2 separate regions of the Homo sapiens genome follow, and region 2 is linked to region 1. The links are chromatin loops, found by intact Hi-C in ENCODE. Cell type or tissue: heart right ventricle. All regions are shown on one strand. Each heading gives the region's core, and the rest is flanking DNA. Links, peaks and the distances in the headings are about the cores only. Region 1 overlaps CD164 (CD164 molecule). Region 2 has its middle 75 kb from the start of CD164.

What was found. Peaks named below come from ENCODE experiments on the same cell type or tissue, not always from the same donor. Only the 100,000 strongest peaks of a DNase experiment are listed, where the experiment ranks them.
Region 2: it touches region 1 in a loop (2.8-fold over the local background); 3 of 110 quality-filtered maps call a loop at or near these places.

The regions. Positions count from the first base shown.
Region 1 is chr6:109,352,554-109,367,933 of GRCh38, reverse strand. It overlaps CD164 (CD164 molecule), which reads left to right. Exons shown (of 6, transcript NM_006016.6): 6 at 1-1,420. It also overlaps the pseudogene CCDC162P. Among named protein-coding and RNA genes, the nearest start is that of CD164, 22 kb to the left of the region's middle. In heart right ventricle, for the core only: no CTCF peak of the experiment used is centred there; no DNase peak of the experiment used is centred there; H3K27ac peaks cover 343 bases.
Region 2 is chr6:109,299,307-109,314,686 of GRCh38, reverse strand. It overlaps the pseudogene CCDC162P and the pseudogene RNY3P11. Among named protein-coding and RNA genes, the nearest start is that of CD164, 75 kb to the left of the region's middle. RefSeq lists cis regulatory regions at 10,011, 10,004-10,027, an enhancer at 9,963-10,107 and a silencer at 10,257-10,447. In heart right ventricle, for the core only: no CTCF peak of the experiment used is centred there; a DNase peak (open chromatin) is centred at 6,342; H3K27ac peaks cover 568 bases.

The DNA of each region.
Region 1 (15,380 bases), core at 616-8,615:
TTGATTTAATTACACTTTCCTTTGTACTTTAAAAAAAAGTATGCTAGCACTATTGTACCTTGAAAGGATTTCCACCAGACTGTCTTGAGTAGTGACTTCTTTGGTGAGGCAAGAAGGATATACATTATTTTAGAATCATTTACTATTTAAATGAGACAATCATATTATTTTAGAATCATTTATTTTAAATGAGACAATCATTTTAAGTTTTAAGATAACAGAAGTGACCAATGTAATTTCACAACACCTAAGGATTTTTTGGTTGATCAGGTTACTGTAGATTTTTACTGATTGTCCTGGATGAATAGACTGTGCTTTTTCTTTTTCTCTCCCTTCCTTCTTGGTTTCCCATAGTATAATAAGCATGCATACTTTAACTTCTATAGTTTTCTCCTTTAGAGGGTCGTCTTCAGTTTTAGAGGTTTACTTCTCCCTTGCCTTTGACTCATTGGACTAGTGCAGAGGCTTTAAGTAGTTTAAAATGGGCTTTTGCTTTTCTAGGTCATTAACGTTTTTTATTTAGTTTCTTTAGCCAATAGTGGCTGAGTTTCGCACTTGATTTTCAATATTTTATAGTAAGAAATGACAAACTGCTTTGTTTCATTTCATAAACAAACTCTGCATTTAGATAACTATTAAAGGTTGTTAAGATGAAGATTTACTGTTTCTTTGTTACTCGTTGGTACAGCTGTTTGTTTTACTTGCACATTTGTACATATACTTAATGTTTTCAAGTGCCTTAATTGTTTAAAATCTCTGGCTTCAAAGTTTCTTGGGGAAAGGTCGGTTTACCTCACATTTTTTGTTTCCATTAGTAATATTCTAGGTACCTCACAAAATGTATTATGGTGCCATGGCTGTTAGTTTTTAGTGAGTGCTGTAGGATTAATTCGAAAATAGGCAGAATTCCATTCCTCCCAAGGTGGCAAAAATTAGCTATACTGATGTAATTGTCATTTACCTGGGTATGAATTCCCTGACACACATTCATGTCAACATATGTAGCAAATTTTGTGAAAACATAACAATTTGAAGCTTCTGTAATTTTGAGCACTGCTCTAACAACAAGCATAATATAAAATTAGTTAGATTTTGCAAGTCTACAAATGAGCTCTTGCAACAGAACTCACAGCCTTTTTACTTTTTTCCCCTAACTTTAGCAATGTAGTATCTTGAGCCATTAATTTTTGGGTTTTTTTAAAATCCAGAAGGTATATAGAAACCTTTTCAGATTTTTCATCTGATTTGTTCTTGCAGATGTTCTTCTATCAAATACCTTATTTTACCTTACAGATATTTGTTGCACAGGCAGATACTGCTGTATTTAGACATTTCTATTTCAGTTCATTAAAAACTGCAAAACCAATCTGTATCATGTACCAAACTGACTTAAAATAAATCTACATGTTTATTGAATTAATAGTGTGTTACTGCGTTTTGCTTATAAAATTTAATGCTTAGTGGATTTATCTTAGTCCGCTTGGGGTGGGCTTTCTACTCATTTTATTGCACCTCTAGACCAGCCGATAGTAACTAAGGCACATGTTCATATCAATAGAAAGCAGAGCCTTGGAAGTAATAGGTGGAGGGAGGACTTGGTACACTTGTGGGAGTGATTTGCAAGTTGATCTTCCACAAATCAATAGAAATTATGCTGTAGTTTTCCAATAATTTTTGAGAGGAATACTATCTTGGTTTTATAATCTGAAAGCTAGTTTGTGACTTTCTGCCTTTTTAGTTCATATTGCATATAAAGTAAAAACCAAGAACTATTTGGTATAAATTACTATCAAGCCACATGCTGTGACTTTGAAGTGTGGTTCTTGTTATTTTGTGGGCAAAATTATGTTCTATTTTATATCAGTGGACTTGAACTAAGAATTTACTCCTCTGTAAGCCTTAAAACCTGTAAGGGTGGACTGAATAATTCACTTTAGAAATCATGAATTTTGGGTTTTGTATTAGCCTTAAATATAGTCACATTTGGTTTAAGTAATACAAAACTTGATGCTAAGCTTAGTGACTCTGGTAAACATTAGAAACAATTTTTTTTTTGAGATGGAGTCTCACTCTGTCGCCCAGGCTGGAGTGCAGTGGCGCGATCTCAGCTCACTGCAGCCTCCACCTCCCAGGTTCAAGCGATTCTCTTGCCTCAGCCTCCTGGGTGGCTGGGATTACAGGCACCCGCCACCATGGCCAGCTAATTTTTGTAATTTTTAATAGAGATGGGGTTTCGCCATGTTGGCCAGGCTGGTCTCGAACTCCTGGCCTCAGGTGATCCACATGTCTTGGCCTCCCAAAGTGCTGGGATTACAGGCATGAGCCACTGTGCCTGGCCTTGTCCAGTGTTTTTTAGTCATTCAAGAATCCAGCCTCATTTCATCCCAGCTGGAAGAAAAAGTTCAACATAGTGTTTATAATGTATTATTTTTAAAATTTTCAATTAGTACATAGATTTTCTTAAATATACTTCTTAGAAAAGAAATTGCATTTAAATATTATAGATGTGGTGTCAGTCTGCTTTGACCATCCCCAGCCCTTTTCTCCTCTTGCCTTCCTCCGCTTACCAGAGTGGTGATACAGAGGTAATCACTGTAACTGGTTTACAATTAATGGATTTATAATCACATAATTGTATGTACCTTTGGAAAATAATGTCATGTAGGTTTTTTTTTTAATCCTGTAATGTTCATTCACTTTTTGGAGATCTTTCAAAGGTAGTGTATGTGGCTATACCAAGTTGTTTTTTTTTATTTTTTAAGTTCTAGGGTACATGTGTACAACATGCAGGTTTGTTACATAGGTATATGTGTGCTGTGTTGGTTTGCTGCACCCATCAACTTGTCATTTACATTAGGTGTTTCTCCTAATGCTATCCCTCCCCCAGCCCCCAATAGACCCCAGTGTGTGATGTTCCCCTCCCTGTGTCCATGTGTTCTCATTGTTCAACTTATGAGAACATGGGGTGTTTGGTTTTATTTTCTTGTTTTCTGTTTTGCTGAGAATGATGGTTTCCAACTTCGTGTCCCTGCAAAGGACATGAACTCATCCTTTTTTAATGGCTGCGTAGTATTCCATGGTGTATATGTGCCACATTTTCTTTATCCAGTCTGTTATTGATGGACATTTGGGTTGGTTCCAAGTCTTTGCTATTGTGAATAGTGCCACAATAAACATACGTGTGCATGTTCTTTATAGTAGCATGATTTATAATCCTTTGGGTATATACCCAGTGATAGGGTGGCTGGGTCAAATGGTATTTCTAGTTCTAGATCCTTGATGAATCGCCACACTGACTTCCACAACGGTTGAACTAGTTTACAGTCCCACCAACAGTGTGAAAGTGTTCCTATTTCTCCACATCCTCTCCAGCACCTGTTGTTTCCTGACTTTTTAATGATTGCCATTCTAACTGGTGTGAGATGGTATCTCATTGTGGTTTTGATTTGCATTTCTCTGATGACCAGTGGTGAGCATTTTTTCATATGTCTGTTGGCTGCATAAATGTCTTCTTTTGAGAATTGTCTGTTCATACCCTTTGCCCACTTTTTGATGGGATTTTTTTTTCTTGTAAATTTATTTAAGTTCTTTGTAGATTCTGGATATTAGTCCTTTGTCAGATGGGTAGATTGCAAAAATTTTATCCTGTTCTGTAGGTTGCCTGTTCACTCTGATGATAGTTTCTTTTGCTGTGCAGAAGCTCTTTAGTTTAATTAGATCCCATTTGTCTATTTGGCTTTTGTTGCCATTGCTTTTGGTGTTTTAGTCATGAAGTCTTTGTTCATGCCTATGTCCTGAATGGGCTATACCAAATTCTTAATTTCTGTGTTGGTATATGTAGTATGGATACCATAATTGACACAGGTATTTACCTATTGAAAGACAAGCTTTTTGCAGTTTTTAGTTCACAGCAACAATTTTACAGACCATCTTTGTACCTGCCACCTTGTTTATGTGTGACTTCCTCCAGAGTAGAAGTGGAGGCGTGGAAAGCTGCTTCATAGGGTTTCCTCACTGAGGATTTTCACAGAGATTGCTTTCCACTTCTCACCAGCAGCAGATCACTTGATATGTGAACAGTTTTTAAATTTCAATATTCTGGTGAGTGGAATGATTTCCTTGGTGAATCGTCTATTTTTCTTTTTCTTCTTATCAATTTGTAGGGGTTTTTGTTTTGTTTTAATCTGAAAATATGCCGGCTGCTAATCCGTGGTGAATAGATTTTTAAAAATATTTTCTTGGCCAGGTGCGGTGGCTCACACCTGTAATCCCAGCACTTTGGGAGGCCGAGGCAGGCGGATCACAAGGTCAGGAGGTCGAGACCGTCCTGGCTAACACAGTGAAATCCCGTCTCTACTAAAAATAGAAAAAATCAGCCAGGCGTCGCGGCGTGCACCTATAGTCCCAGCTGCTTGAGAGGCTGAGGCAGGAGAATGGCGTGAACCCAGGAGGTGGAGCTTGCAGTGAGCCAAGATCGTGCCACTGCACTCTAGCCTGGGCAACAGAGTGAGACTCCTTTTCAAAAAAAAAAAAAAAAATTCAAGTTTGTGTCTCTGATAATGGTTTGTGTCAACCAGTGTACGATCAGGAGACAAGCCACACAATATAAACAGGAAAAGTTTGATATGAAGAGATATTAGCTATAACAGTGGTTTGCAGTGATGAGGCATATTATCTGCAGAATTTTAAGAAATTCATGAAGCAGTAAAAAGAACTTTTTTATTTTTTATTTATTTTATTTTATTTTTTTGAGACGGAGTCTTGCTCTCTTGCCCAGGCTGGAGGCTGGAGTGCAGTGGCACAGTCACAGCTCACTGCAACCTCCACCTCCCAGATTCAAGCAATTTTCATGCCTCAGCTTCCCGAGTGGCTGGGATTATAGGCATGAGCCACCAGGCCCAGCTAATTTTTTTGTATTTTTAGTAGAGATGGGGTTTCATCATGTTGGCCAGACTGGTCTCGAACTTCTGACCTCAAGTGATCCACCCGCCTCAGCCTCCCAAAGTGCTGGGATTACAGGCATGAGCCACCTCACCCAGCCAAAAAAGAACTTTAAAGAATACAGAGATAGCAGATGTAGGAAGCAGCCACCCACCCACTCCCTCAAGCTGAATTTCAGAACTCATTAGCGAGCATACAGTCCTGGCCCTCCGGGTGGGGAAGCTCATGGTAGGTGCAAATCCATCTGAGAGAGTGCCAAGGAAGCCATCCATGTTTGTCACACCAGTGGCAATCTTCTGGGAAGTCATCCAAGGTGGTGAGGGGTAAGCCATACATAGGAGGTTGCCACAGTAGTGGCATTCCACTGTAAAGCTGTGAGCTGCTGGAGCAGGGCACTGAGGGTGTCTCCCTAGTGGAGCAAACCAGAGCCAGGAAAAGAAATCCTTCCAGCATCCTGCCAGTTCCCTTACAAAACATCATGCTGCTTCCCCAATACTGAGGCCAGACTTCCCTGAGGAGGCTTTCTAGTGTGGCTTAGTAGGAAGGACCAGGCTCAATTCCTAGCTTTGTGTGAGCTCCAAGTACTGTTTTCTCTAAACCTTTTCCCCAGCCTTGTGTATAAAAGGAGAAATCGTCATATGGTCCAGTGTCGTCATCACAGAGCAGGCAATGACAGGTGGATTGGGAGCTGAGGCAAGAAGTTGATAATAGTCACAGTCCACCCCTTTGGCTACTCAGCTTCCACATTTGCCCATCTACACACTTTGACGCTTCTGAACAACAGTGGAACAGCTCTACATTTCCACCTAACAGGATACAGCTATACTTTATTACAAGTCACGTTTGCTCCTTTCCCCAACACGAGAAGCCCAGTACCAGCAGTCATTGTATCCATTGTTGGCTATATGAATTACTCAAGTTCTGTCACTTCCACCAAATGCTCTGTTATCAAAAGACTGATTTGTGGCCAGTGCAGTGGCTCACACCTGTAATCCCAACACTTTGGGAGGTCGAGATAGATTGGTCTGCATGATACATTGGTTTCATCCAAAAGTGGAAAGCTAAAGCACTGCAGCCCCACATCCAGACCAGTCTGTCTTGGGCAGATCACTGAAGGTCGGGAGTTTGAGACCAACCCGGCCAACATGGTGAAACCCCATCTCTACTAAAAATACACAAATTAGCTGGGCATAGTGGCAGACACCTGTAATCTCAGCTACTCGGGAGGCTGAGTCAGGAGAATCACTTGAACCTGGTAGGCGGAGGTTGCAGTGAGCTGAGATTGTGCCACTGCATTCCAGTCTAGGCCATAGAACAAGATTCTGTCTCAAAATATAAATAAATAAATAAATAATAAACCTTATTGTCAATTTAACCTCCAAAAACGTGTATATTAAATTAAAATGGAAGGAGAAAATGAAAATGGTTAGAACATACGAATAAATACATACAAGAGGAAAATGGGAAACATTCAAAGCTACTATAGCCGTCATTTCTACAAAGCTTCAACCTCTTTTAACTCCCTATTTGAGATTTATTTTGCCCTTGGCCAGAACCTCAGCTGGTCAGAGTTCTTAACCTGGTGGAGTGACCCAAATACTCAAATTACTGAAGAATCTTGAGTCCTCCTGTGCTACCTGTTTTGGTTGCTGTAATTTTTCATGAGCCTTTACTATTGGATGTGGAAATACTCAGGCACCCAGAGAATCTCCTGTGTTCCAGAAATAGTCCTTTTTGCCTCCATTGTGTACTAGCAATACACTCACTTTGGTAATCAGGATTGATCATTCCTACCAGTATAGTTACACCTTTTGTTTCTTATTGGTTCAGTGGCATCAGAAACCCAGATGGCAATCTCATCTTAGATCCTACATCAGTGGAACAATTGTTGTGTCTCTGATTGAAGGATCCCCTGGGAACTAAGACTGCCAAACCAGCAAGCTTGAGTTTGCTAAAGTAAGAAGTATAATCATGAAAGGAGCCACTCCCACTTCCACCCTGTGATTCCTAGAACTGTATACTCTGGCTCAAAGCATGTACTGTCATGTGGAACTCCATCCTTTCACTGTGGTATCTGCCAGCTATCATCATAAGTGGGTATTCAGTGAACCATTCCACCTTTCAATTAGATTAACCACTTCTGGGTGTTGGAGTATGTTAATTTCATAGGCATGAGCTCATTGCAGCATTTCATTTGCTGGGAAACTGATTCCATGCTTAGAAGGAATGCTATGGGAAATGTCATGGTAGTGGACAAGGCATTTTGTGAGTAGGTGGATTGGATAGTAGTACTGGCAGAAGCATGAGCAGGGAAGGCAATCCATATCCAGAATACATGTCTATTCCAGTGAAGATGAATCTCTGCCCCCTATATGATGGAAAAGATCTGATGTAGTCAGTTTGCCACCAGGTAGATGGCTGTTACCCATGGAATTGGTGCCATATTGCAGCCTCAGTATTGGTCTTGGCTCTTGACAGATCGGGCAGTTGGCAGTAGTGCCTGTCAGCCTTGGTAAGGGGAATCCCCTGATGTTAAGCCCACACACAGCCTCTGTCCCTGCTACTGTGGCTGCATTATTTATGGACCCATTGAGCAAGTGGTGTAGTAGCTGGGGAATGTGCACTGATATTATAATTAATGTAACTGATAACCTCAGCACATTGTTTTGTCAACTTGATTAATAAGAGCCTCCTCTGCTATGGATGCCCTTTGGTGGGTGTATTAGTCCAAACCTGCTGATAGACATACCTGAGACTGGGCACTTTATAAAAGAAAGATTTAATGGGCTTACAGTTGTTCCACATGGCTGGGGAGGCCTCACAATCATGGCAGAAGGCAAGGAAGAGCAAGTCACGTCTTACATGGATGGCAGCAGGCAAAGAGAGAGCTTGTGCAGAGAAACTCCTGTTTTTAAAAGCATCAGATCTCATGAGACTTACTATCACAAGAACAGCATGGGAAAGACCCTCCCCCATGATTCAGTCATCTCCCACTGGGTGCCTTCTACAACATGTGAGAATTATGGGAGCTACAAGATGATATTTGGGTGGGGACACAGAGCCAAACCATATCAGTGGGCATTAACCTAGGGCACAGATATCTTCAGTCTGCGCCCATTCCCAGAGGTCCATCCACAGATAATTCCCAGACTTCCTTGTCACCAGCCTTCCAGACCTGTTTCTTCTAAGTCCCTATCTAGCCAAGCCATTAGCAGCTACCCATTAATTAGTGTAAGTCTGTACTTCTGGCCATGTCTCAGTTCAGACAAGTGGCCAAAGGTACTCCTTGAAGTTCTGTTCCCTGGGAGGATTTTTTTTTTCTTTTTGACCACTGTCCTTCAGGGTGGCCCTTGGGTGGGGCTATAGTGTTTTAGCTATCCACTTTTGCATGAAACCAACATATGCAGACCAATGTGTAAACCAGACTTGATTTTTTTTCTTTCTTGGTCAATTGGTTGTGAGAACAACCCCCAGGATACCATAGGTATGGGTTGAGGGAGAGAAGGCAATGAAAGCGGAGTTGGTGTTGAAAGAGTCTCAGCCACCTGTTCAAGCAAGCTACGCTACTTCTGTTTTCAGACCTGCTAAAGCAAGCTAAGTCTATTGTGTACCATTTCTGTCTGATGATAGATTGCTGCTTTGCATGTCCAAGTTCATGACTAGGCTAGCTAACAACATCCACATTATGATGGGAAGCTCAGGCCACATGATCCCCTGCCATCCCATGGTTAGGTATTGTCTCTACCAAGGCACAGTAGTAAGACAGACTTTCTTAAAAGCAGAGTAGTAATCTTCAGAAGACATAGGTTTGCTTCCCTATGATTCTACTGGTGCTAAAAGAGCCTCCACACAATATCCCTATAGGCCGTGATACTTTCAGTATCGTTGGATCTGCTGGATCATAAGACCCACATGGTAGAGCAGCTTGTGCTATAACTCAAACTTGCAATAGAGCCTTTTCTTGCTCTAGTACCCACTCAAAAATGATAATCTTACAGGTGACTCTAGATGGGCTGAAATAGCACACTCAAATAAAGTATATGTTGCCTTCAAAATTCAAAATGACCTACCAAGCATCATGTCTCTTTAATCATGGTGCACAGTGTGAAGTGCAGCAACTTATCTTTCATTTTGGAGGGGGATATTTTAATTTGTTCCAAATCATTGAACCCCTAGAAACTTCACTGAGTTTCTGAATTATGGGATTTTTCTTTCACCTTTTAGTTTTTATATGTTTTATTAAGCACCTAAGTACTTGCCACATCCTGCTCATTATTTCTAGTCAGCATAATGTCATCAGTGTAGTGGACCAATGTGATATTGTGTGGATTATCATGATGAACAAGGTCTCTGTGGACTATATCGTGGCAGAGAGAAGGAGAACTGACAAAGCTTTCAGGCAAGACTGTAAAGATATACTGTGGCTTTGCCAGGTAAAAGCAAACTGCCTCTCATGGTGCAAAAGGCTTTAAGGAAATAACTGCATGTCAAGTCCCAGGAGCATATTAATTTGTTTCAGTAAAGATACTAAGTCTGTGACAGCAGCTGCAGTTGAAATCACCACCTCATTAAGATGTGGAACTGATACTCCCTAGTTATTTTCTAAGATCTGTCTTCTGCACAGGCCAGAGTGGTGAGTTAAATGATGAAGGGATGGTTGTCATCACTCTTGCTTCTTTCAAGTCTTTGATGGTGGCATTAATGCCCAGGGCCATTTCCCCAGGGTTATGGTATTGCTTCTGTTTTGCTTTTTTGATAGGGAGGGCAAGTTCCAGGGGCTTCCAGTAATCCCTTCCTACCATAATTGATTCTTAGCTCATATGTCAAAAAACCAATATGGAAATTCTTCATATTGTTAACTGTATTTGTTCTAATTAATTATTCACTCAGAAACTGGGGACGTAGTCACAGGGTGGGTCCATGTACCAATTTGGTCCATTGTAATTCAGACCTGAGCTATGACTCCTTCTATATCACCTTACCACTGTAAGCCTTCATTTTGACTGGTAAGCCACAGTGGTGTTTTGGGTACCCAAGAATTAGCATTAATTTAGGCCCTGGGTCTAGTAACCACCAAAATGTCTGGATATTTTCTTTTCTCTGAAGAACAGTAATTTAAGAAAATGATTGCAGGTCCCTTAGGGAACGATTTGGAAGAAGATTTATAACATGAACCTGCAGCAGTGAAGGGTCCTTCCTCAAGGAGATCCATCCTCCCGTTTGGTCAAGGGCCTCTGGTCTGTGAATTGACTTAAATCTGGAACCTGGGTCAGAGGCTGTGACTCTTCACTGTGGTGACTCAAGTTTTGGCTACTAGACCTATAGATTTTTCTGTTCCATACATTAAGCAATTTTCTGTTATATACAGTAAGCAATCTTATATACATTAAGCAATTTCTGTTATATACATTAAGCAATCTATGATTTCATACCTGGGGACACATTAACTACCAAAGATCTCTGCAGGCCAAGGGATTCTGACTACTGATACATCCCTATTGCCCTTTATAATGGATGTGCCCGCCTTGTCTTTTGCCAGTTAAAGCCTGCCACTTCGCTCTTCCACTTTGGAATTGCATTTTCTTCATTGAAATCACAGGGCCCATCTCAATGGCAATGAGAAGCTTGATGAGCTTATAAATACAACTGTCACTGTAATTTAGCATGCCCCTAATAAAAACTTGTGCTTGATTTTTAGCAATATTATCCCTGTGACTATGAGAAATAAGAGATACTTTTAGGGGTATCATGGAAGCTCTCTGGTTTCAGACGATGAATTAAGCCTAGAATTAAAGGTCATGACTTGTCATTTTCTTCCAGAAGTGCTGAAGTGCATTCAAAAAAATCCACCTCACACCACAGTTTCTGTAGTCAGCATGACTACCATTATAGTCAATGTAGTAGCAATTTAGGCTCCTAAAGGCACATGCTTCAGCAGGTACTTTAGCACAATCGGCCACAGGTAATAACGTGATTGTGATGCCACTGCATGCAAAGAATACTAACATTCCAATTTCCTGTTGGCTCAGCACTGTATTCAAGCCTAAGGTTGCAACCAACCAAATCCCAAGTTCCATCTGTGTTCTGTTTCAGTACATTTTCTGTTGTTTATAACATAATACCTGAAATGGGGAAATTTGGGAAGAAAAGGAATTTATTTCTTAAAGTTATGGAGGCTGGGAAGTCTAAGGTTGAGGAGGCACATCTGGTAAGAGCCTTCTTGCTGGTGGGGACCCTCCATAGAGACCTGAGGCAGCACAGGGTATCACATGGTGAGGGAGCTGAGCATGCTACCCAAGTCTTCCTTTCTTATAAAGCCACCAGTCCCACTCCCATGATAGTCCATTAATTTAACAACCCACAAATCCATTAATCCATGAATGGATCGATCCATTAATCCATGAATGGATCGATCCATTCATAAGGGCAGAGTCCTCATGACCCAATCACCTCTTAAAGGTCTCACCTTTCAGTACTGCCACATTGGGGATTAAATTTTAACATGAGTTTTGGAGAGGACAGACATTCAAACCATAGCAGGTCTATCCTCTGGGAACACCCTGCTCCTGGTACCAGTTCTATATCAGTCATGGGCCATTCAGGAGACAGAAAGCACACAGTAATTCAAACAGGGAAAGTTTGATATAAAGAATTATTAACTATAACAAAAGATTGGCATACTGCTTGTAAGCAATAAAGAGAACTCTAAAGAATACAAGGATAGCGGATGTAGGGACCAGCCACTACCCTTCAGGGCTGAGATCCAGACCTCATTGGAGAGGATCTGGCCAAAGCTTATTGGATGGCTGAGAAATTCACAGAGACTGCAAAGCTATTCAAAGGGGTGCTGGAGGGGACCCGTCACAGGAGGTGCCATGCAAGTGGCACTCTACCATGGAGCTACATGCATCACTGGAGCCAGGCACCACAGAAACTGTATATACTACAAGAACCTGGTGCTGCAGAAGCCATGCACACTGCAAGAGCCTGCCTAGAGGAGCACAAGGTAACCTGGAAAAAAACCCTGCCACCTCCTACAGGGTCCCTCCAGCACCCTCTACTGAGAGCTTAACTTCTTGCCAGTTGGCAAAGAGGAAATATTTATAGGGTCCATATTTGTTATTGCAGAACAGACAATAAAGAATGAATTTGGAGCTGAGATATAAGTTGATAACTGATACAGTATTTTATCATACTGAAGTTTTAGTTCTGATACCAAAGTTACCAATTTTCCTATTGGCTTTTATATTCTGTTTAAAAAATCAGTTTGTGCATGTGTGGCATGTGTGTCTGTATGCATGTGTACGTATGTGCATTTAGATCTTTAATCCATTTGGGATTTATAGTGTATGGGGTAAGGTGATGATTTAATTTATTCCAAATAGCCTCCATGTTCTCTTTAGTTTGAAAAGCCACATACATCGTATTTAAATTTATGCATGTAAATATGTTTGTCTGTTCCATTCATCTGTTTATTAATTGCTTTACACAAGACAGATTTTCTTGTCTGAACAAAGGACTTGGATTAGGACTTTATACTAAAGTCTGAGGAAGTATTTGGCATTTGTAGGAAGAATGAAAAGATTGTTAATAGAGGATGGCAAATTTGTTTTCTAAGAAGTGAAACAAATGCTTTAACGTTCATTTGTGTTAATCTCTATTAACATACTTTGGTTTTTCACTTGTTAGTAAACACTGCTTAGAAGCAAGGGCCTCCATCTTAGCTTTCCTGCTTACCCACTAACTCTAGAATTCGTATTCAGAGGCTGCTGGCTGACCAGAGGCAAAGGCTAGCTTGTAGAAATGCAAATCAATGCTTAGGTTTTAAAGTCTGGGACCAACCCCTACTTCACCTGGGGTTGGTTCAAGATGTAATCATCTTAGTCCTTCAACCCTGTCTTCCAAGTACAGATAAGAGAATTTCATACATAAAATTAAGTAAGAGATTTAATGGCATTTGGAGTCATTTTTATTCATTCAAATACTCATAGAAATAAAGGTTGGAAAAAGAAGATATCATCACCAGTCAGCTCTAAATGGGAATCTGGATGGAGCTGTTTGAACCTGAAAAGCTGTCAGTTGAACATTTTCTGCCATATTGGGTAGGAAAACATCGTCAGTTCTTTTTTTGTGTTTAATAGGTACCTGTAATATAAGTAGATATTGGTGTTAAGAACATGGTGAATAATTCTTGTTATAGCATCATAAAAAGTCACTGTTATTAATGAGACCAAGATCATTGATTCAGTCTGGGTTAGGCCATATAGTATGCCTTCTTGTCTGTATTTTGCCATTGTCCTAAAGGGAATTGGTCAAGAATGAATCCATCAGTGGAAAGCCATTTCCAGTTAAGGAAGAAAACACAGCTCATACTTCAAGTAATCTAAAAATTCCTTAATTTTTTATCATTTGTGTTAGTGCAGGGCTAATTTTTAGAAAATTAACTGTGTTCTTACATTTCAGCCATGTATAAATTCCTCTTCAATGAGTATTTATCTGACTTGTCTCATAGGCCTTGCTTAAGAAGTCAGACCTGAGATCTGAAGTTCCAGCTAACTGTGTACCTTCCCTGGCCTTGAGGTTTTTTGCTTGGGGTTCCCGTATTGTACATAGCCACTGGGCCAATGGGCCCACAAGACACTTCACTGTAGGGTTTATTTATTTGGTAGGGCAATGTTCATCAATTAGCTTTAGCCTATCACCCTTTTGAATCTCTCAAATATAATAAATCTTCACTAATGCACTTATCTGCTTAGCAGCCTTTTCAACAAGTCACGATCACCAACACCCCCATGGTATTGCAGCTTTCAGGGTGAAATGGAGATGAAGTGATTCTTGAAAGCCCTTGTGATCCCACACATACAAAGTGAACTTTGCTTCTTTTTGAAAAGGGCTTTTGCGGAAACATAGACATATAATACAATTTCACATTTTCAAGAAAGATGACTGCACAGAGATTGGTGAGTCAAGCAAATGGTGGACATTAGTAATGTGGCCCTCACTTGGTCAAGATGGTGTTTGGGTATCTTCCCAACCTGTCTTTCCCCCTTCTTAACTGCATGTTTAGAAATCTTGAAACTTTTGATCCTTATAACTAGACCATCAGCTGCGGAATTACACCATCGAATGACTTGGAATGGCATACTTTTCTCTGAAGGAATGATTAAATATTTTCCTCTTAATTTTTCATCAGGTAATGGGAAATAATTTTTTTTTTTTTTTTTGAGATGAAGTCTCACTCTTGTTGCCCAGGCTGGAGTGCAATGGCGCAATCTCAGCTCACTGCAACCTCTGCCTCCCAGGTTCAAGCGATTCTCCTTCCTCAGCCTCCCGAGTAGCTGGGATTACAGGCGCCCGCCACTATGCCCAGCTAATTTTTGTATTTTTCATAGAGACAGTGTTTCACCATGTTGGCCAGGCTGGTCTCAAACTTCTGGCCTCAGGTGATCTGCCTGCCTCGGCCTCCCAAAGTGCTGGGATTACAGGTGTGAGCCACCGTGCCCAGCCAGGAATTCCTAAATGTGTTGATTAGATATGTGAATCTCTAGAAGGGATTCTGAAAGAAAATGCAGCAAAGAGTAAAATACTTATTAAAGCAGTAGAGAGGAGGCAGTGGAAGAGGAAGTATATGTTGTTTTACATAAACTAAAAACTGAAACATTTTACGAGTTCTTCAAATACATGCTAATCTGCATCCCAGGAATTTTCTTGGAGGGTAGATTTCTCACGTGTTTTAAAATGACTTCCGAAACTTATTTCTGCTCTGTTGGGGAACTCAGATAAGGAGTCTGATGCTGCTAGTTAATTGTTGAAGATGATTGGGGGAAAAAAGAAATTCAGAGATGGAACACAGCAAGGTGTTGGTACTGATTCCACACCCATTTATTGACTTGTAATTTAGAAGGTGCTGTTATAGGATTATTTCAACATCAGAATTTTCTTATCCAGATTCAAGGCATCTACATAAGCTCCTGATATATAATTTTTCTAATGTAAGTCTGAAGTGACCCAAAAACCATGAAATCAAATTGTAAGGCTTTATTGTTTAATGCATGTAATCAATCTTATTATTACTTACAGTCTGTGGCCTTTGAATCCATCTTGTTATTTTACTGCCTTTGAGATTAGTCTTTAAAAAGCGTTGCTGGGAGTATCTGGATGATGTGGAAGCAGAAGTTGGGGAGTATTGAGCCTGGGATATAAGGTCTATAAAGTTAAAAATGTTAAATTATATCTCTGGTTGCAATGGATAAACCTAGATTATTTTGATTTTTTATTTTTTTGAGAGTGGGGGCCTCACTCTGTTGCCCAGGCTGGAGTGCAGTGGCACGATCGTAGCTCACTATAACCTCAAATTCCTGTATCTAGATTTAATTCATAAAATTTAGGGCTTAAAATTGGCATCTAACTCAGCTTATTTTTCAGCTTCATCAATTTTG
Region 2 (15,380 bases), core at 2,329-10,328, 55 kb after region 1:
CTCCCCAAGTGCTGGGATTACAGCTGTGAGCCACCACGCCTGGCCTAAAGCAAACGTTCTTAAGCTTGGTAAGGCCCAGGGTGTATGGGGGTGCTTAGCAAATGTTCGTTTGTTAACAGACACGTGGCAGAAGCAACACGCCTTCCCAGCCAGCTACGTCATTCGAGCCAGGGCCTGCAGCTGCTAGAATGCCTCCCATTCCTCAGACTTGTGCCGCATGTGCCATCTGTATATCTCTGGCTGCAATGCCACAAGCTCTGAGAGACTCAGTCCGTGGGTCTAACGGGTCATATTAGGATTCATGGACCAAATCTCGCCCTCAGACTAAGGGCAGGAATCTGCCATCCCCCAGGTTCTAGTCATGGCCATGAATTTCAGCATCAGCAACACTCACTCATAGAGCTCTGAAAACCGTTTGTGGAGAGAGACAGAGTTGATATCCTGGCCTTGCAGCTTGAGTCGGCCCCAGTGCTCCTTTAGCACTTCCAGCTGCTTCCACAGTATCAGAAATGATCTCAGCAAAGCAAAGGACATCACCGCATCGCACAGGCCCTCCAGCAGCTCAGAGGTCTTTGGGCTGCTTCGGAACTGACTTCTGAATCCTGGCACTTTGGACCAATCTGGCTGAAAGCATTATGGAAATCCTTCTTTATTGATCATGGACCAACACAGGCTAACCTTTCACATGCAGCCTGTGCAAAACAAAGTCTTTGGAGAATTAACTTTTTCCCCAGGAGGAATGGTTTACAGGCCCACAGCACATATAGAGTTGAGAGAGGTTGACCATCCTTCATGAACAGTTTATGGAAAGGATAGGAATGTCTCAACTGCAGCTTTTTGCTTGGGTCTGGAACCATTCATTTTGAAAACTCGCTTACTTGCATACTAACGTTTTATCTGCCTTTGAAAAACTGAGCCTTTTGTGTTTTCCCTCTGCATTCTGGAAAGTGCTCTTCAATATACCTGAGATTAAAGTTCCCATCACGGTGGGGCCAAGAAGTAACTTTCCATTCAGGATTTTACCCATCTTATGGGTAAAGAAATAGAAAGTTAATTTATCCTACCTCCTGTTTCTTCTCCTCTTTTAGAAGTTAGGCAGGAAACATTTCTCTTAATTAGAATTTATCATTCAATAAGAAAGATTACTTTAAAATTATGATTTCTTCATTTATTCATTGGTGCTTTCCTTAAGTAAATAATTGTGGAGGGGCTGCTATGAGCCCTGGAGGACATGGAGGAAACAAGGTATTCAGGTCCTTGTTTGTCCTGCTGTCCTGCAGCCAGCGGTCTGAGGGCCAGGGTCACCCAGAGTGAGGAACAAAATGAGGATCACGTCCAGGCCCACTGCCTGTACATAGTGTCTCAGTCACAGAAAAAGGAGCTCTTCTTGGCAGACCAGGTTGGCAAATCCCATGACGTTATGATAAAAAGAGGCTTAGAGAGCATTTAGGTGACAGTACCCGAGACACTCACGTTTCCTGGCTAGAAACAGGGAGAACAACCTGGTATAATTGGATCCTAGAGCAGTGGTATTAACATATCTAAGGAAAAGCCTGCCTGCCAGGAAGAGTATTGGTCAAATTGTCCAAGGAAGAATTGATAAGCAAGAACCAGGGGAGAGCGAGTTCCTGTAGACTGCTGGTAACTCCTCAGTCTTGTAGCCTGCCTCCCCAACAATCAGCTAGTGCATGGATTTCCAGATTTTATTTTATCCTCAGAGCTCTTTCATCAAATGAATTCTTACACACTGGCCCAAATATTCAACAGACCAAGGCCAAGCATGGTGACATGAAGGGGACAGCCTGGAGGCCATGTAATTGCCGCCCCCGCTCCCCAGCTCAAGAAGCCCCAGGGTATCTCTGAGGAACCCCAGGGCTCCTTGGACCACAATTTTAAAAGCCTTGAGCCAATTCATCACCTTTACTTTGGAGCTTTGGAGACTGAGGCCTAGTGAGATCAAAAAACTTATAGCATAACTGGGGCAGGAACTCAGGAGTCCTGACTCTCAGGGCAGTATAAATTCTACTGCTTCCTATTGTCTATGAATAGCTAAATACTCCTAAATAAAAACACACGAAATAAAATTAATTAAAATAAATAATAATTTTAAAGCAAACTTGTTTGTTAATATGTTCATATGATGAGAAGTCTTTTCTACCAACGTGCTTTAATTTAATAGACAAGAGAAGGAACAGGAGCCAAAATAAATAACAAGGTGGAGGATGGTGGGGAATGTCAGGAAAAGATGGTAATCCATCATAGACAGGGCCAAAATATGGCAAACAGAAGGACCTGAGGGCCCAGCATGTGTTTGGATCCTGGCACAATTTGGTCTATACCCAGCTTTGCAAATGATCACACTGGGTGAAGATCTAATTATGCTGTGGAATGTAGATGGCACATATAAAACCACTTCTTTTTCTACTAATTGGCCCCAAGTGGACTTGTGACTCAGTTTAGCTAAAAAGACACAAGGAAAATCTAATGGGGGGGCTTCTAGAAAATATTCCCCTCCTTGATAAAAAGCTAGATCTCCAAGGAGAAAGCTTTTTTGCTCCTGTTTTTATCTTACAAACATGAGGGAGATGTTTCCCAATACACCTAAATGGCAGAGCCTGAGTCCTTGAAGTCACTGTCAAGGGGCTACACCAACCTGAACTGCCTCCTTCTAGACGTCTTATTATGGAGGATTAATATGCTTCCCTAATTTAGGTTATAGCTAATGGAACAACCTGTTACTTGCACCAGAAGCACTCTAACTGGCACAGAGAAGCAACAGGGTAAGCGTGGATGATCAGAAGAAGCTTCCTAAAGAGAGTGGTTTGGAAGTGGAAATCTGAAGGATAAGTAAGAGTTAATCAGGTGATGAAGCAGAAAGAGGAAGGAGAGGGAAGTTTTCCACTAGAGTGACCAGTTTGGGAGAAGTACAGAAGAGAGCATGGTGCATTTGACAAATCGAAAGACATTGAGGGTAGAAATATTGGCAGGAGTCAAGTCACGAGGGGCTGATGAAAGCATTTGGACTCTTCTCAGGGCATCTGGAATCCATTGAAGAGTTATAGTAAAGGAAGTGATATAATCAGGCTTGCATTTAAAAATATTACCCTGGTGAATGGATTGGAAGGAGGTGAGAATAAGTGTATTGAATCCAATTGGAGGTCAAGATCATAGCCTAGTTAGTGATCAGGGATGATGATGGTTTGGACTCATAGAAGTGGGTACTGTGGGGGAACAGAGAAAGAAGACAAACTTGAAAGATATTAAAATAATTGATAGTAAAACTTGGTGACTGGTTGTGGGGTGTGGGACAGAAGTCAAAGATGGTGCCCAGAGTTTTTGGCTTGGCCAACTGGGCAGGTAGTGGTAAACGGACAGGGAAGGGCAAGATTTAGGGAGTAAGATGACCTTAGCTTGAGAAACGCTGTCTCTGAGATGGAATAAGTGGAGATATCCAGCAGGCAATTGAACATGTGAGTCTGATAGGATTGATATTTGGGCTAGACATACAGATTTGGATCATTGCATGTGAATGTCATCAAAGTTATAAAAGTGGATGGGTTTTCCTAGGGAGAGGGTGAGGAATGGAGCAACCTAGTAGAGAAGAGGATGAGGGAGCTCTAGGGCCAGACCGTTGGGTTGGAATCTGAGCTTCTTTCCTCATTAACCATGTGACTTTGGCCATGTTACTTAACCTTTTTAAGCCTTAGTATTCTTATCTATAAAATGAGAACAATGAAACAACCTATCTCATGGAATTATTGTGAGGACTAAATAAATGAATACATAAAAAGCAATCTGAACAGACCTCAACTTCTAGGCAATAATAGCAGTGGTATTGATAGTATTCAGGGCTGACTTAACAGCTTGGGCAGAGGAGGCACAGTGCCTCGGGCCCACAAAATGCTTTATTTTTTTTTAATCAGAAAAAAAGACCTTTTAGGCTAAATAAAATGCTTTAATATATGATATTAATATATTTTTCTTTGTACTAGCACAATGTTAAAATATAATTTTTAATGGTTTTTCATGGAGGAGGGAAGAGCCCACAAAGGTAAAAGTGTTAGGGACTGCGGAAGTCAAAATGTGGCCCTGGTAGCAGTGGTGGGATAGATTATAAAAAAATTTTAGGGTTGGCAGAGGTAGAGGACCCTACAGAAGGGTCTGAGAAGAGGGGCTCAGCAATGTTGGAGGAAAGCTAGGAGAGACTCATGCTGTAGAAGCCAAGGGCAGAGAGGCTTTGAGAAGGACTCTGTGTCAAATGCTGCCAAGGGGTTAGGTAGAAAGGTGACTGAAAGTACCCAGAGGATTTAGTGACAAAGACCATCTCTTGATGAGAGAGGTTTCAGTAGCAAGATTGGGAAGACAGACTGCAGTGCTTCGAGGAGTGGCAGGAAGGTAAGAAAATGGAGATGATGGGTTTAGGCATTGCTCAGAAAGTTTGGCTCGGACAGAAAAGCTCTTCAAGTGCGGGCACCAGCTAGTTTGTCTAGCATCCAAACATGTCTCTGCCTAGTTCCTGGATATATGCAAAATTGTTTAAAGTCATGACACTAGGAGCGCTAGTGGCCCTTGCACCTTAGAGCTTCAGAATGATAAACCCAGAGGAGGCAGTGCCTGCCCAGGAGACCATAGGCCAGTAGTTGAGTGATGAGGACAAGAGCCCAGGCCTGAGATGTCCACCTGGGGCTTCTATCAGACCCCTCTGGCCCTTCCAACTCCAGTCCTAGATGTATGACTCACAAAGAAAGCATCCAGTTGGCGCTTTTGTTTCATTTGGTTTCAATAGACCTCCCACAACTTTTGGCGTATTTTTAAAATTAAAATAGATGTATATACCATAATCATGGAACTTAGAAAATGCTTTGCAGTGGCTACCCCTGCTCCACTGTTGCTCCCAGGTGGTGTTGGCACAGTCCTGGGACCTACTGAGAGAGGCTGTGGGAAAACATGACTCCCCGGACCATCTCCCCAACAGAGAGGTCCTTCAGTTCAATATAGTACTATCAATATGGAAACGATACCCCCAGAATACCTGTGTATTTTTGCCCAGTGTGGCTTGCTGTCTTTGGGGGGCCTCCATGGTCACATGATAGCTACTCAGAACATCTTCCAGTAGCAGTTGCACACCCACCAGTTCTCCATGAGCCACCTTGCGGTCACGGTCACTCAGCCCACAGAGGCACAGCTAAAAAAAAACAAAAAAACCTTCCATTTGAAGACCATATATATATTTTACATATGGTTTTCAGGAAGAAAACTAGGAGTAACTGTATTTACAAGAACCCATTCCCTCAACTGCTAGAAAATTCATAAAAACCAGAGTAACATTTCTAACTTAAAGTTTTCTTTGAGCACATCAAATTTTGGCTCTGTATGAAAATGCCAAGTTTCCAGCCCTTACAGCAGATCTGTACATGGTGAATGTATAGTGTGATATCAATTTTCCCTTAAAAGTACAGATATAAACACACATATGCAGAGGGAAAATACCAGGGAAATAAAATGTGAACTGTAATTGTCTCTTAGTTGTGGAACTATGGTTGATTTTTTATTTTATTTTATTTTATTTTATTTTTTAAGAGAGTCTTACACTGTCACCAGGCTGGAGTGCAGTGGTACGATCTCAGCTCACTGCAACCTCCGTCTCCTGGGTTCAGGTGATTCTCATGCCTTAGCCTTCTGAGTAGCTGGGACTACAGGCGTGTGCCACCACACCCAGCTAATTTTTGCATTTTCAGTAGACACAGGCTTTCACCTTGTTGCCCAGGCTGGTCTTGAACTCCTGAGCTCAAGAGATCTGCCCACCTTGGCCTCCCAAAGTGCTGAGATTACAGGCATGAGCCACCACACCCAGCCATATGGTTAATTTTTTAAGACCACTTTTACTATTTTACTTAAAAAACCTGTTCTACTTATGGATAATTTTGAATATATAGAAATCAAACAGAAAAGTTCCCATCACCCAGCCCCAACAACCATTAACCTGTGGCCAGTGCTACCCCATCCCACCCACTCCCCACCTCCATATTGTTTTGAAGCGTTATTTATGGTTGATTTTCATGTTGTTCTTAATACTTTTCTAAGCTTTCTATTTTTTAAATAAAAACAATATTTACTTAAATAATCAGGGGAAAACATTTAATAATGAAAAGAATCAAACTATTTAAAGGAAGTTAACAGCAAAAAAGAAAACAATGAAAAGAAATTCTCCCTACGAGTCCTGCTTTAAAAAGTTCCCTTCCCACAACTGTTTATGGACAGGTCAGGAGTCACACATCTCTGAGCTGCCAGCCTGGGAGTTTCTCTAAGAGGCCCAGCCCATGACTGGAGATGACTGGCCATTCTCCCAGATCACTACTGTTACGAAAACTGCAGCTGAGTCTACAACCCAGGCCCATGCCAGTTGAGAGCATGCTTCCCTTCTATCATAAGAAAATGTGACTCACCTCGTGACCCTGGGTTTACAGCCTCAAAATCAAACACCCTGCTTATCTCACACATTATTCATCGTGGGTGAGAGTAGGAGGATCTGACCTGTGAACCCAATGGCAACCATCTTTGCAGTCTGCGCTCAGTTCTCTCTGCAACAATGGAGAAGACCTATCCTACCTGCATATTATATTCTAGGGTATCTGGGCTGTTACTCATAACTGGGAATGGTCCTCCATCTTCCAGAAATGCTCTCCAAGGAAACAGCTCAAATGCCTAAGAGAACAAAATAATAAAGATGATAATGTTGTACTTTGTGTTCAAAATTAATAGATATCTGTATATGAATAGGATATCTGTGTCTGTACCGCAAAACAATTTTGGATGACTTATTTATTATGTGTAAGTATTTCTTGATAGTTCCTAGAGATATAGAAGAGACAGCAATAATTTATTTTTTAAATTGTTTTCTCAGCAGATGGTGAAACACAGAAGAGTACTTAAGATTTCAGTGTAACTAATCAGCACCAGTGTTCAGAAGTTCCAGAACAGTATAACACCAATGGGACATATTTAAAATCAATAAAAATAAATTTACTCAAATGCTCTCAATATCAGGAACCTTAAAAAGTTGTCCTTCATCATTATTGTGCTCCAATTCTCGGTAACAACTCAAGACCAGCACCACAAATTATTACATGTGAGTCTCTGGCTCCTCCATATCACTAACCAACAGCTAAGGCATCCTCTGTCCTTTGTGACACCATCTGCAGCCCTGGAACCAGTGGGCCTGCCTATCTGACTCCATTCTACACTTCCAGACCTGGTTCTGGTTTTAGTCAAGTCCTGGAGTTGGAGTTGATTCTGACAGCAAGGAGCCGGGACTCCTATATCCACCTAATCCCAGGCAACACCCAAAGGAAGCAAGAGCAGATCCAATGGTCACGGTCCGACCCTGTCTTCTGGGTCTAAATGAGGGCCATGGCTTGGGCCAAAAGTCACTGTCTTGCAGCCACTGAAGGTAGAAATGTGGGACTTGCTTGAGGTTGATGTTGGTGTCCCTTGGCTTAGCATTATAAAATCAGAATATTAAACTGGAAATTTTGGAGTCAAAAGACCAGGGATTGTGAGGTAGTTTGAAAGAGATATCCACTAGTTCTTTGACACTCCTCCTGTAAAGAGGTGGAGCTTACTTCCCCTCCCCTTGAATGTGTTCTGGACTTAGTGACTCACTTCCAGTGAAAAGAATATGACAGAAGTGATGGAGAGTCTGAAATCTGGTAATAAAAACACTGCGACTTCCATCTTGGGTTCTCTCTTGGACTGTTTGTGTTGGGGGAAGCCATCGGCTGTGTTGCAAAGAAGCTCTGTGCAGAAGCCCATGTGAATAAGCCTGGAAGTGGATCTTCTGGTGCCCACCAGCAGCCATAGGAGTGAGCTTGGAGGCAGGTTGTCCTCCAGTTGAGCCTTGAGATGATTACAGCCCTGGCCAACATCTTGACTCATGAGAGACCCTGAGCCAGAACTACCCACCTGAGCTGCTCCCAGATTCCTGATCCTCAGAAACTATGTTAGATAATGAATGTCTATTGTTTTAATCTGCCAAACTTTAGGGTAAATCATTGTGCAGCAATAAGTAACTAATACAGCTTGCAACCTGGTGCTGCCATGATTCTGGAATAGTCTGATCTCTGGCCTTCCTGAATCTTGAACTCTTTGGTTGTAGAAGGTGGGTAATATTGTTCCTGCCTAGGAGCAACAATAGTTGCCAGGATTACCTTCAATAACAGGTGTTATAACCAGGGCTATTGAAAACCCAGCTACTGACGTCATTTATGTATTGCAATTGCTATCATGACGATTTATTAAGTGGAGAAGATTGTTTGTTTTGCTATCAACTGTGAACAGACAAGCTGTTGCCACGATCAGCCTGTTGAGTGTTTGGAGACAAAGACCCTGACTGGGAATCACAGCCGGCCCTGGGGCCCAGACTCTTCCACTGTGCAAGTGAAGCAGAGCCAGTGAAGACAGAGGGCATTAAAGTCTTGAAAGCCCCTGCAGAATCTAAACTAAATGGAAACAAACTGACTAGATTCCCTACACACTGCACACCATTTACAGTATAAAAATACATCTGAAACACACCTGGAGGCTCCGTGGATCCAGTGGCTGGGGCAGGCTGAGCTGTGAGGCAAAAATGCTCTTCCTGAGAGAGTTGCTCAGTGCTGGTAGCCCATGGCACATGCCGTCTGTGACAGACTGGTAGGCAGGAACATTTCCAGCTGCCAAAAATGTTCTTCTACCAAAACATGGGGGGGCATTTCATTAAAAGCAGTTACTTACACTTCTAAAGTTCAAAACTTTCCTCAAAGTTAGAGAAGCAAGAAAACATTTTGATATATTAACAGGTTCCTTCTTCAGCCACATCAACCCCCATGCCCCTTGCCCTCGACTTTCACAGTTCGTAGCCCTCACGGGGAGGGTTGGCATACTCTCGACTAGCAATGTCTGCCAGAAGAGTCTGCAATGGTGGAAATGTCCTATATTTGCACTGTCCAGTAGAGTAGCCTCTGGCCACGTGTGGCAGTTGTACACTTGAAATGTGACTACTGTGACTGAGGGAATGAATTTTTAATTTTCTTTTTCTTCTTTTTCTTTTTTTTAAGGGCTAGTCAAGTGAAGCAGTGTGAGTGGAGAAAGAATAAAGCAATCTGTAACTGGTTGTGATCAATTAGTTGTAAACACGACTGCACTCAGACCAGCTTGAATTTTTAATTTTCTTTCATTTAAATTAATAATAATTTTAATTAAAGTAAATTAAATAGCCACATGTGGCTACTGAACTGAATAGTGAAGCTGTAGCTCTAGAAAAAAGCTATCAATTGTTTATTGAATGAATTATTTTAAGACCAACAGCTGAGACAATAGTTCTTTATAAAAACTAAATTTTAAATTTTAAGCCTCCTTGGGGTTTGGAGGAGAAAAGTTCTTGTTTGGTTTTAAACAAAACATGGCTTTGTATATCAAGAACCACAAACCCTGAAGACTGGAGCATGAAATTTATACCATAAGTCAGAGAGAAGGAAGTATGTATGATAGATTAGAATGATTTTTCTTGCCTAAAAGGAAATAACAGTTAAACAAGGAAAGACTATTTCTAGAGCTTAGTTCTAGTGGATGCCTAAGGAAAGATGCTGGATAAGTTGGAGGAGGGTATCCCAGAGCAGAAGGTACCTTTTGCTTGGATTCTCTGTGAGGTGGCCTCCCAGGAAGACTGGCAGCCCCTCAAAGTGGGGAGAAAGACCTCCACATGTGGGTACCCAGAGGGGTGCTGAACAGCAGGCTAACCAGAAGAGGCCAGCTCACCCACAGCAGAGATAAGGGAAGTGGCTGTGTCTTCCCAACTGCCAGGAAGATTTGAAAGCACTGCCACAAACTTAGATCACCTCTGAGAGGATGGAAGAACAAGAAGAGTGTCATGTGAGCCCTAAACTTAAGGTCCAAAATTTGTGCTGCCTTGACTTCTGGCAAAATCGGGAGGCCTCAAATAGCTTAGCCACAAAGTTCCCCACTCCCCACTCCGCTCCCACAGATAAGGTCTCCAGGTTTAACGACCTTCCTTATCAAAGGAACCAGGTGCAATTCCTGCTTATCCCTGAGTAGTAGTTTCAGTTCCCTGCCAGACCACAGCATTATTCAAATCAATCACCCCTTCCTGTGTGAAGCACAGAACATCACACTCTCCTGATATTACAAAACCTGCCTCCCACAGCCCTTGCTTGTTCACTCTGTTCCCAAGTGGCCCTGTGTAGGGGGGCAGTGTCCTCTTCCTCTGGATTGTGTCTGTGACTAATAAATTACCATTCACCCCATCTGTCCAGGGTCAGGTGTTGTGTGTTCAGCCATCCCCATGACCCTAAGGCAGAACCCTTCCCTCTCCAGCAAGTGAAGAGGAGGTGATTAAAACAAAGGGGAAGAGGGAGAATCTTGAATTAACTGATTTTAAATCGCAAACGGATCACTTTTAAACTCCAAGTGTGAGTCAGTGATGTGGCATTGGAAAGTTTAATCTTCTTGCCATCAGTAAAAGCTATTTTGAACCTCAGGGAACTCACAGGGCACATGCTAGAGTTTTCCTCCAGGTAACAACATAATGAAACCTGGAAAGTGGCCCGGAGGAGGACAGGCAAAAGCTCTTTGCTTATCAGATACCAAAAACGAGGGCCGTGGCCATGAGTTCAGCACTGCTCATGTGAGGGCCCAGGCTCCTTTGTGTCTCCCAGGAATCCCCAGACAACCCAAAGCACACTTTATTTTTAATTTTTATTTCTTTTTGTGTTTAGAGACAGGATCTCTGATGCCCAGGCTGGAGTGCAGCAGCACAACCATAGCTCACAACAGTCTCAAACTCCTGGGCTCAAGGGATCCTCCCACATAGGCCTCCCAAAGTGCTGGGATGAAAGGAGTGAGCCACCACACCCAGCTGTCAAAGCACACATAAATATCTGCATGTTTAGAGAGAGCTGAGTAAGTGAGCATGAAAATAAAAACACATTCAAAAATGAAGAGAAGGCTGGGTGCAGTGGCTCACACCTATACCCAGCACTCGGATCACTTGAGGTCAGGAGTTCGAGACTAGCCTGGCCAACATGGTGAAACCCCATCTCTACGAAAAATACAAAAATTAGCCGGGTGTGGTTGCACACAACTGTAATCCCAGCAACTCGGGAGGCTGAGGCACGAGAGTCACTTAAACCTGGGAGGCAGAGGTGGCAGTGAGCTGAGGTCATGCCACTGCACTCTAGCCTGGGAGACAGAGTGAGACTCTGTCTCAAAAACAAAAACAAAAATGAAGAGAAAAGCAACAAACATTCAAGGAATGAGAGGCTCGTGTTGTTTTCTTTAGAAATTCCTTGATGTACTCCTAAAGCAGGCTTGCTGCAGGAAGGATTATATTATCAGGATATCTCTTCAGCTTTCTCCTTTTTACCCTAATCACCCTGAACATCAACAATACATTCAGACTAAAGGCATGTTTCATGCTATATATTTTATACCGTGCTATAGAGTAACTTTGAGGGACTTCTTTCTTTCCTTCTACCCCTAAAGTGCAAACGAATTGTATTCTTTAAATCAGGGGATAAAAAACTAAACTTTTTTTTTTTTGAGATGGAGTTTCGCTCTTTAGCCCAGGCTGGAGTGCAGTGGCGAGATCTCAGCTCACCCGCCTCCCGGGTTCACACCATTCTCCTGCCTCAGCCTCCCGAGTAGCTGGGACTACAGGTGCCCGTCACCATGCCCGGCTAATTTTTTTTTTTTTTTTTTTGTATTTTTAGTAGAGACGGGGTTTCACTGTGTTAGCCAGGATGGTCTTGATCTCCTGACCTTGTGATCCACCCACCTCGGCCTCCCAAAGTGCTGGGATTACAGGCTTGAGCCACCGCGCCCAGCCTAAACTTTTTCTTAAAGGACCAGATGGTAAATATTTTCATCTTTGCAGACCCTACGGACTCTGTGGCAACTATTCAGCTCCGTGGTTGTAGTGTGAAAGCGGTGACAATCCGTAAGTGAATGGGCATGACTGTGTTCCAACAATGTTTCATTTACGGACATGAAAATATGAACTCCATAGCATTTTCATGGGTCACAAAATACTATTCTTTTACACATTTTTTTCAACCATTTAAAGATGGGAAGGCCATCCTTAGCCCACAGACCATACAAAAATCGGCAGAGACCTCCAGCAGTAGTTTGCCAACTCCTTACTTAAATAGATGAGATTGGATAGAACTGCTTTGTCACCCAAGCATTTACCTTCAATGCAAATGACTAATTCACCTGGCACTAAAGATAACTCAATCCTCGGGCATTTCTTGAATTGGCTAATCAATAACTCCTGCAGGTTGGTGGACATGTCCAGAGATGAATGCTGGGCCCTGGTCAGTGTGATCCAACCCTTCGGATGACAGCTATCAATTTCCATCAGCCCTTTGGCTAGTAGAGGGGGGTTGAGACGGGCAGAGTGAAATGTTTTGTGCCTAGAAACATGCACATAGCCAGTACCCAAGATGATCTATGCCACAGAGAAGCAGGAGCCAAATTTTCAGCGACTTTACAGGGCTACTGTCCTGTCACCCCTGAGCAACATCCTTCCTCCCCCTATACCCCACCCTCATCTGTGAAGCATGCCGCCCTTATTCCAGGTAAGAGTTCAGTTTTTCCTTTGCAAATTCTGGAGAAGCCTTCAGCTTACATGGGCAGAAAATTCCTGGGGTAAACAGTCAGGTTTGCTCAGTCTTGGTGAGCTCCAGGAAGGGTCAGGGAACTGTCCCAAGCTTCCTATCTCTTTCCATTCTCTGAGGACTTCCCTTGTTTACAGGTTCAGCACTAAGTAAAACAATCAAGAGGGATGACATTTATCTTTTAGCTTCTCTTTTTCTCCTGCCTCTTGCCTTTTCTTCAGCATCCTCTTCTCTGTCCATGCTGCTGCTTGGTCTCCATCATAGATCTCGGGTTTTGGAGTCAAACACACCTAGGTTCTAATTCTAGTCTGCCACTTACTAGCTGTATAATTCCAAACACACACAATCTGAACAGCTCTGAAGAAAAAAGGCTGGGGAAATGTAACCAGTGGAGGACACAGTGGGGTGAACCATCTGGGTGATTCTCTCCAGAGGGTCACAGAAAAGTACATAAAACCAGAAATAGGACACAATGCCCTCCATTTCTGTAGACCGAGTGTGAGGACAAAGAAAGCCCTGGCAAAGCAATTCCAGGGGATTTCCTGGAAGCAGAGTGGTTCCCCTGGGAGAGCAGTACCAAACAGAATCCTTCATAGCTAAAATCCAAAAAGGACTTTTCTTCACCAGTATGTAAAATCCTTGCAAATTCTGACCTTGGGCTTTCAGAGCCCAGAGGACTAACAAATGGCCATCCTGATAATTGTCTGAGGCTTTACATCTTACCTGCTTGACTAAGCTACAGCTCAGGAAGCTATTTGTCAATATAAAGACAACAAATTAGCCTGATTTTTGTCCTGCTGAATTTACATTCTAAATCCAAGAGTCCTCTGATGTCAGAGTAAAGAAGATTGAGAGTAGAAAAAGAACAAGACAGTTCAGTGCAACCCCCACCTTGTCATTCTCCATGGATGCCCACAAGTGCAGTGGAAAGCAGCTGCAACCTACAGGTAAGAGCACAGACAGCCCTCTGAGGCCCTCTCAGTGGCTAAATACTCACACCGGGAGCTAACCCAAAAAAGTTAATTTTGACAATTAAAAAATAAGCAGAGACCTTTAGGGCTAACCCTCCTTCCCTCTCATACAAAACTTATTTATACTGGAAACATTATGAAACTTAATCCAAGCTAATTTTCCCATCAGCATCATGATTAATTAACCAATTGAAACATTCCTTTTGTATGTGGAGTACTTAACACAATAGTACCTACAAGGCTAGAGGTAGATGGATTTATTTATAAATTTAACGCTGGTAGCCAATTCCATTAGCTTGAGAGGGGCAGTAAAAATTCTGTCTCTTTGAAAGGTAAACAAATGTTGAAAAAAAAAAACCTAATCATCTTTAGAAGTACAAAAATGTTATTCCCAGTAGAACCCCCTGTACACTGAAAGCAGCAATCATTATATGAACTGTTCTGAAATTACATTTGCTAAAATCAAGAGTGTTATTAGCCAACAAGAACATATTCTCACAGACAGGCTTTGCGGCAGGTCATGTTTGGTAGCCATGGCGTTCTGGATCTGCTTGTGCCCATGACTATTTTAAGCTCATTATCTAACCTTGCCAAGAGTGGCCTCCCTATATGGTCACTCAGCAAACACCTCCGCTGCAGAATTTACTAGAACAGGATTAGTGCTCCAGCCCTTACCGGATGAGATGCCTTACTGCAGCGTCAAACTGCAAAAATATAACCTCCCTCCGGAGGAGGAGTGCCTGGGCCACCCGGATAGGGTCTTGGGGGCTCTGGAGGCTGTCAATCATGTTCTGCAGCTCTTGAAGCTCAGACCCTAGAAGATGGACAACATTTTAGTCTGACAGTGTGAAATATAGGCTACTATAGCTAAACCAGTAAACCAACATTTTGTCCCATACTTGTCACCTAATCAGACTTCCCTTGTTTTGTTTGTGGGTATACTAATTATATGTTTTGCAAGACCAGCAAAGCCTTATGCTGTAGAATCAAAGGTCTGATTTATGTCTCCTTCCTTCCTCAGGAAGATAAAAATTTGCTTGGCTTTTCAGTACAATAAGAGCAGGCCATGGAAAGAAAGTTTTAAAATTTATAAGGCCATGGTCTTGAAATAGAACAAAAAGGAGAAGTGACAGGAATAGGAAAGTCTAGTCCTTAGTATATCTGTTAGGCACTTGAAACCATCAAAGATTATGAATCAGCACTCATCTCTCATTGCCATGCTATATCCAAATCAGCACTCCCTGTCACTGGCTCATGGATTAAAGAAGACTCAAGACCATCCAAAGCAAGTAAAAAACACATGTGCATATGTGTATATATAAAGATATGCACACATATGTATACATACACATGCATATACATATGCATACATATCCCTCTAGGAGATTCTAGTCATTTTAGGAGTAAATGTGAGGGATCCATATTTGCCTTATTTCTTAGACCCTTACTGCAAGAGTAGGCTACATATACATAGATTTGTATTCATTTTGGGTAAAAATCTAACTTAGGGGCCTGTGGGTCACTCAGTGCTGGGATGTGGAACCCAGCCTGAGTCTGGATGACCATCCTAGCATCTAAGTATGTATATCCTAGTTACTGGCATAGAGAAGGAGCTAGTCAGAACAGGATAGCACAGTGGAAAGTGATGAGCCCTTGGGGAACATGGCTGGGCTCACACTTACAGGGCTACCAGAATGTCAGCTGGTCTGAAATATCCCTGTGAACATAGTGATCGTTT